3 separate regions of the Homo sapiens genome follow, and all the other regions are linked to region 1. The links are chromatin loops, found by intact Hi-C in ENCODE. Cell type or tissue: heart right ventricle. All regions are shown on one strand.

What was found. Hi-C counts contacts between places; a loop is a spot of excess contacts. Peaks named below come from ENCODE experiments on the same cell type or tissue, not always from the same donor. Only the 100,000 strongest peaks of a DNase experiment are listed, where the experiment ranks them.
Region 2: a loop joins it to region 1, with 3 times the contacts of the local background. A loop is called at or near these places in 5 of 110 quality-filtered maps.
Region 3: a loop joins it to region 1, with 2.3 times the contacts of the local background. A loop is called at or near these places in 24 of 110 quality-filtered maps.

Annotation. Positions count from the first base shown.
Region 1 is chr5:74,647,615-74,650,114 of GRCh38, forward strand. It overlaps a transcript of HEXB not described here. Among named protein-coding and RNA genes, the nearest start is that of ENC1, 8.1 kb to the left of the region's middle. RefSeq lists an enhancer at 1,435-1,514. In heart right ventricle, a CTCF peak has its summit at 1,374 (motif pointing left); no DNase peak of the experiment used is centred here; H3K4me3 peaks cover 352 bases.
Region 2 is chr5:74,164,107-74,166,606 of GRCh38, forward strand. No RefSeq gene overlaps it. Among named protein-coding and RNA genes, the nearest start is that of LINC02122, 62 kb to the left of the region's middle. In heart right ventricle, no CTCF peak of the experiment used is centred here; DNase peaks (open chromatin) are centred at 735 and 1,015; H3K27ac peaks cover 2,082 bases.
Region 3 is chr5:74,289,694-74,292,193 of GRCh38, forward strand. No RefSeq gene overlaps it. Among named protein-coding and RNA genes, the nearest start is that of LINC01335, 17 kb to the right of the region's middle. In heart right ventricle, a CTCF peak has its summit at 1,063; no DNase peak of the experiment used is centred here; H3K27ac peaks cover 628 bases.

The sequences.
Region 1 (2,500 bases):
AAATTTCTCTTAGCCTCGTAAGTAATTTTAGAAAACATTCACTATAAGATCCCAAATAAAGTTGGAAGACTTGCAATTTCTTTATCTGAGGATATTTGGAAATATTGACATATCAGGAGGAAATGGTAACTTTTTAAAAGTATGTATATTCAAATAGTTATGTCAGTTTTCATACCCACAGTTATCTGAGAAATTGTGGTTTCATTCATTTAGCCAATCAGTCATTCATTCAACAAATATTTATTTACAGGCATCGTGCTAAGGAATATCCCAGTTTCACTAGGCTTCTCTCCCAGCCTTTCATTGTGATCTTACAGTGTCTAGGCTTGGCCTGCCATCAGTGTACTTGTATTTGCATTTGGAAGGTATCTCCTTTCAACTCTGAAAGACAGAGGTGGTCTAATGGAGGCCAAGAGAACCCATGTTTAGGCTGAAATGCCACCATTTAGCAAATATGTGATCCTGGGCAAAGTATTTATTCTCTCAGACTCAGTTTCTCATCAGTAAAATGGGGCCTAATAATTATAATATCCAGTTTGCAGGGATACTTGAGGATTATAGAGCATAAAAGCACTCTGAAACTGAAGATCTCTGTGAATGGTCTTTTATTTAATGCCTGAGAAACTTGCATTGCCTTAAGAAAATTATCCCAAATGGTCCAAGCATTAGATTATTGTAAGAGATGAAACCATTTCTTCTGACTATTGTATTAAAAAACATATTTACTTTTGTAGTTGACTTTTTAAATTCTTAATATTAGTCAAAGTAGTAAACACACATGGAGGCACACTCAAATAGTACCGAAGGACAAGAGGAAAGGTGCAGTCCCCTGACACCTCCAATCCCCTTCTCCAGCACAATCTGCAGAAAGAACCATGCAACCATTCCTATTTTCTGTTCTTCAGCTTTACCCCACAGTTATATTGCCCTTATACTGTCTTAATAGTGGGAGGAAACATCCCGGGGTTTTCCAAAACTGCACCAATTTCTTCTACACCTCTTCTAGGACACTTGTTGAAAGTGAACAGGAACACCTAGGTACATTCTAATTTTTCAAACAGTGGTTTTCCAGGCAGAATCTTGATCAATGTCATCGGCATACATGTTCATTTTTAAAATTCCATACATAATTTTCTATGGCTTAATAAAATATAAACAACTTTCCACATCCCAATTTTTTGCATGTGTGTTATTATGGACAAAAGTTTGTTTTGCTTTTTTTGCTTGTTTGTGTGTTTCTTGTGCTAGTCACCTAAGAATGAAACTGCCACCCTCAACAAAACCAGGAATGGAACACTGTAGCACAGAACACAAATGCGGGTTTCCACAGACCACAGCACAGAATTTGGGTAAAGCAATAGTGCCCTCTTCTGGCTACAATGAAAAACCAATTATAGAAGGGTCTGAAGATATTCAAAACCAACCCTACCGAAAAAGAAAACAATGAACATTGTGTGTAGACCCTTGTGGATCCGTTTGAGCAGCCACTCTTGCTGTCATAGCCCTAAAGTTTCTGCATTCAAATGAGCAATGCCAAATGTAATCTGGGGTCCGGCCGGCCTGCAACAATGCCGTGAGCTCCTGTGTTCCTTAGACTGGCTAGCAGAGGGCACAGCTGGGTCATGTATTTTCTCAGCAGAGACTGAGCAATTTCCAACTAGCCAACCCAGTGCCACTGCCCCCTCTGTGCACAATAATAATATAAGTTGTCCTGAGGGCCCCTGGACAGGGACTCATTTGTCCAATGGGATGGTCTTGGAGCTAGTAACAATGACTAGAATCCCTAACATTTATATGGTCTTGTGTGCTAGGCACTTTCTATGCTTATTTCCTTTAATCCCCACAGCAACCCTGAAAGAATAATGTCTCACTTCGGTGAAGCCAAGAGCTGAGTGCTTAACCACTGAACTACATTGCCTCCTCTATTTTCCTGATTATCTAAGGCCCATTCTTTTCTGTTCTCTGGAATGCCAGCCTTGAACACCTGGCACATACCCAGTGGATTTCTAAGAAATGATTTTCTTGGTTTACTTTGCTCCATGTTGACAGGCCTGATAAAGGTGTGACAAATGAGAAGCTGGAATCAATTGACTAAAATGGTATAGTTGTGTTTTTTTAATCCACTTGTACTCTTTTACCATAGTTGATTGAATGTCTTACCAGATCATTCTTTCATTCTGGCACACAGTACCCATAAGAGATTGTTACATCAGTTCACAAGCAAAGGAATGTCCTAATCAAATTGCTCTTTTAAATTTAGATCAGACATAGTTCCTTAACTATGGAATGAAGCACTGTTTCCCCAACTATGATCAAATCCCAAATATTGAGAGAAGCATCTTTTTCCCACTTTGAAATCTGTAATCCAAATGTCCAGGCAAGCTCTGGGTATCCTCCTGGAAGGATCTGGAGCAAAAATGCAATGGAAAATGAAGGAAGTGTTTAACTTCTTGGCTGTAGCCAGCAACTGTGACATTATGTTTAAAAACCCACGATGCAC
Region 2 (2,500 bases), 480 kb before region 1:
TTTGGTTTCTTTTTCTTTTTGTTTGTTGTTTTTGATTGTGTTTTGAGTTTGGGAACAACAGAAAGGGCTTCTCTTCAATGCAAGGCATCAGGATAATGCTGGCCTGGGGCAGACATACTGATTTTCTATCTTTTAGAACTGGATTCCGGTGGGCTCAACTTCTAAAACCAGAGTCAGTGACAAGTCTTGATTAATAAAGTTCTTAGATTTGTGAAATAAAGAAAACTGATTATCCAAGGAATTTGTCAATTCCAAGTTAGCATTTGCCTTTGTTTTATTGCTAGCTGGACAAAGTCATTATGCTACTGGCAAAATAACTAAATAAAATCATTTTTAAATTATCTGATAGAATGAAAAGTTAGTGGTACTACCCTGATCCCAAAAATATGCTTCCTAAGCCAAATAGTCAAACAGTATTGAAATTAAAAGAGAAAGAGGAAGAAAGTGCCAGAACTTGAATATATTTTCTGTCACATTTAACTCATTATTAGAGGAATCCTCCAATGTCTGCTTGGCTTCCTCTCCCTAAGGGTTTCCCACGGGTCCTCAATTTCCCAACACCTCCCAGCACCTGGGGTCCCACTTACCCCTCCTTTTCCCAGCAGTGTCCTAGGGACCTTGAGAGTAGAGCTAGTACCATGCATTTAATCCAGAAGCTAGTGACCCTCATGTGGTTTGCATGTATTCATAATGACATGCTCTGAGTGTGTCAGCCAGTACCATCTGGGGTGCCTGGAGCAGTGTCTGGGAGCCTGTGACAACTCAATCTCAGGCCAGAGGATGGGAAAACATATTGGATGATTGCAATTCCCTTTTAGGCCGGGAGACTCTCTGGCATTAAGATGTCCACATCTGCTAAACCCATTACAAAGTCTCTGTTCTTCATGAGTATTACAATAAGAATAGCCATTAATCTGGCTAAATCACGGTTCCTTTCTGGCATGATCCAATCTGTTCCTAAAAACATGTTGGGGTGTGTTAGTCTCTAGTTACAGCTCCTGGCCAGTCTTCTGGCTGCTTATGCTGGAAGAGTCGAGCCAGGCCACTTGGTACTGAATTGACAGTCCCTGAAAAAGGCCAAGACCTGATGTCACCCTGGGGACTATTTGCTGGGGAAAAGTACATGTATCCAGAACTCAATGCATCTGGCCCTCACAGCACTTAATCTCTGTATTAGTGCTTCTCAGTCTTTAGAATGTGTAAAAATTACCTGGAGAATTTGTTAAAACACCATTCATGAGCCCAAGCCCATGGATTCAGATTCAGTGGGGTCTGGAGAGGGGCCTGGGAATTTGGTGACCGTACTTTAAGTAGCATTTTTCTATCCTGTTGCAATGCAAAGTGTGGTCCTCATCCCAACAGCATTGCCATCACCTGGGAATCTCTTGGAACTATAAGTACTAGGACCCCACTTAGACCCATTAAATCTGAATCTATATCTTAACAGGCATTCTTTGCACTTTAAAGATTGAGGCACACAAATCTATATCACTCATTCACTGTCTAAAACAGAGCAGCAAATCATGGACTTGGAGGGACCCTTAGGAGTTCAAGTGCTTTAGGTCATTGCCTACAAAATGATACGTTATTAATTCTATATTGCTTTTTATTAACTTTCTATGGATATCTGTGTCTTTCACCTAAATTGTAATAACCTCAAAAGGCAGTGGCCACGTCTTAAAATTCTTGCACAAAATATCCTGCATATAGTAGGCACATATCAAATATTCATTGGTTGATTGGTTGGTTGTGAAAATATTCCAAAAATATCTCATAAAATGAAGGGATGGTCCCTGTTTCATTCATAAAGAAAGGTGTATCACCAGTTGTGGTCTGTGCTTATTTTTAAATTTACAAAACACTGTTTTAAATTTACAAATTTACAAAACACTGTTTTAAATTTACAAATTTACAAAGCAGAAAGCTGGGGAATAATCTAAAATTGCAGCATCTGAACTCTCATTGGCATAGTCCCCCTGTTCTGAGAGTTTGTTCCTCATTGTTTTATAAGGAAGTTATCAACGGTAAATAAGGACTATACTAGGCTGGGAAGCTATTGTTCCTTTCCATCTCGTTCAGTGCTGTATTTGGAAAGTTTTGCTTTAAGGAATGATGAAAGTAATCATGGGGAGAGGGGAATAAAACCTTCAACAGGAAATGGATCATATCAGGCCTTGAAACCACTGTGGGAAGCTGGTATTCTTCTCTAAGAGCACAACAAGGCCCTGATAGATCTCAAGCAGGGGGAGTCATTATCTGATTCAGACTCAGGATATATGTTGTTGTTGTTGTTGTTGTTGTTTTAATCCATAGGCTTCACTCATTAACTGGATGTAGGATAGGGCTGGGTGAGCAGGGGCTGAGAAATAGAACTTGAGAATAATTTCTTGATTTTTGGAAGATTATAGTGCTATTGCCAAGGTTGGGAAGGTAAAAGCAATATTGGGGGTGGAATCAAATGTTATGTGTCAGATGCCATGAGACATGTACATAAAGAGGT
Region 3 (2,500 bases), 360 kb before region 1:
AGCTATTGTTGCCTTGGCCTCTAAGTACATAACTCAAACAGAGCTACCATATGAGTAGGCTCCATGGGAAATTATACCTTTAATACACCAGAGCACTAACATGGGAGTCACAGGACCAGGATTCTGGCCTAATGTTGCCAATAAATTGCTATGTCATCTTGGGCAAGTCACAGCATTTCCGTTGAGCTAAATAGCTCAAGGGGGCCCTTGAGCTATTTTTAAAATCTTGGAGAGTCCAGTGGGGAGCACCTAATTATTGGAGCTGAGGCTGCACCAGCTCTGCCCTTGCTTTTGGAAGAAATTATCTCATAGTCTCATGATATTCTGATTATTTTACTTCAATCTGTCTGGCATTCTAATTGGCAGCTGCATATGACTTTACCTAACAAAAGTGAAAATTATCAATGAACTACTGAAAAAGTTTAGGGTTTTAATAGAAAGATCTGACAAAATATATGGGAGAGATTTTAAAAAGAGATCCCTGGTGATGCAAAGTCTCAGAACCATCTCCCAAGGTACTAATTGGCTCTACCATATTCTATTTCTAGCATCCTCCTTAAAGATCCTGATTCTCCAGAATTTTCTCCCGTAAGAGGAGATTTAAAAATGTTTCAACTCATTATTCCCCTGCCTCTTCTCACCACACAAATGCTGTTACTAGTCATGTGACACTGACCACAGGCCGCCAATCTTCATACAGTGGCCTCTTTCTGGCCATTGATCGTCTAAGATGAACAGAATATTAAATATTAACTTATTCTTTCCAAAATAATTATGGAGTCTATACTCTGGGCAAGGTCTTGTTCTAGATAATGGAATATAGCAGTGAACAAAACAGACAAATTCTCTGCCCTTGTGGAGTTTGTATTCTACTAGGGAAAGATAGACAATAAACCAAATCATCAAAGAAATATATAAAGGTAGTGATAAGTGCTCTGAAGGAAAAAACAGGCTGGCTAAGGGAACAGGGATGATGCATCAGGAAAGGCTGCAGAGAGAAGGTTAAAACTGAGCAGGTACTTGAGGGTGAGAGATCAATGTTATTGGTGTCTGGGGAAGAGGCACCAGGTGGAGCATTGAGCCAGAGGTGGACATGAGGAGCCATTAGCCACCATGGCTAGAGAGGAGCAAGCCAGACAGTGAGTGAGGGACTAAGGGCACAGATCCCATAGGTCCTTGTGGACTATGGGCAAGACTGTGAGTTTTATTCCAAGTATGTGACAGGAAACCGCTGGAGAAGGGATGGGAAGTTTTACAAAGGAGCTGCCACAGTAATAAAAATCAGCAAACTCTGCTGTCTTTGTGTCCCTGGATTGGAATGAAACTTGTTCCCCATTTTAAACAGAAGCCTCTACCATGCTTGAAACTCTAGTGCTGCTCTTTAACCCTGGCAATAACTCAAAGTAATTCAATGGAAGACCCATTTTTAGTGTAAAGGTTAAAATGACAGCAAAGACTATTGCAGGCAAATGCAAAACCCTTCACTAAATCACATAGATTTTTAAACTAGAATAGGATCTATAACTCACAGCTCACCTATTTCTCCATCCAGGCGTGCCTAGGTATGCTAGCATTTGTGTGTTGGCTGGAATAAAGCTTTTTTTGCTCAGAAAAAAGACGGGGGATGTGTTCATTTAACAACAAAATCTCATTTTTTTCTGCCTGCCTGCTTAGGACAAAGATCTGGGGTTCCTTTCTTAATCTACAAAGTCTACTCTTTAAGGTCTGATTGGGGACCCCAAATTTGAATTGTCAGCCATATAACTCCTATTAAAAGCTCACATAAAAGAATATATTTAAGAGGGTTTTCAGCGTTTTCCATCAAATCGTTCCCAGGGTCAGCAGAGAATATATTTATCACAACATCTATAGGTATAGCCTGAAGTGACCTGATGAAAAAAGAAATTTTTTCAAAGAGATTTCATCATAAAAATATTCTTGGCTGGGCACGGTGGCTCCTGCCTGTAATCCCAACACTTTGGGAGGCCAAGGCAGGCAGATCACCTGAGGTCAAGAGTTCCAGACCAAAACGGCCAACATGATGAAACCCCAGCTCTACTAAAAATATAAAAATTAGCTGAGTGCAGCAGCATGCACCTGTAGTCCCAGCTACTCAGGAGTCTGAGGCAGGAGGATTGCCTGAACCTGGGAGGCGAAGGTTGCAGTGAGCCAAGATCGTGCCACTGCACTTCAGCCTGGGTGACAGGGCAAGACTCCATCTCAAAATAATAATAATAAATTTATATATATAGATATATATATATTTGTGTGTGTATATATATATACATATCTCCTCTTGATTGTTTGTTATATACCATACATCATAATCTATCCATGTTTATTTTAACATGTAGAATTTTAAAATACCAGTTAAAATGCTCAACATTTTCTCTCCTTCGTTTCTTATATTTGAGCAAGATGAGCATCCTTGATTGTGCCCTATGTTGATCATGTGGCTTTGGGTCCTCCCTGGCATCCAGGCTAGGTACTCAGGAAGAAA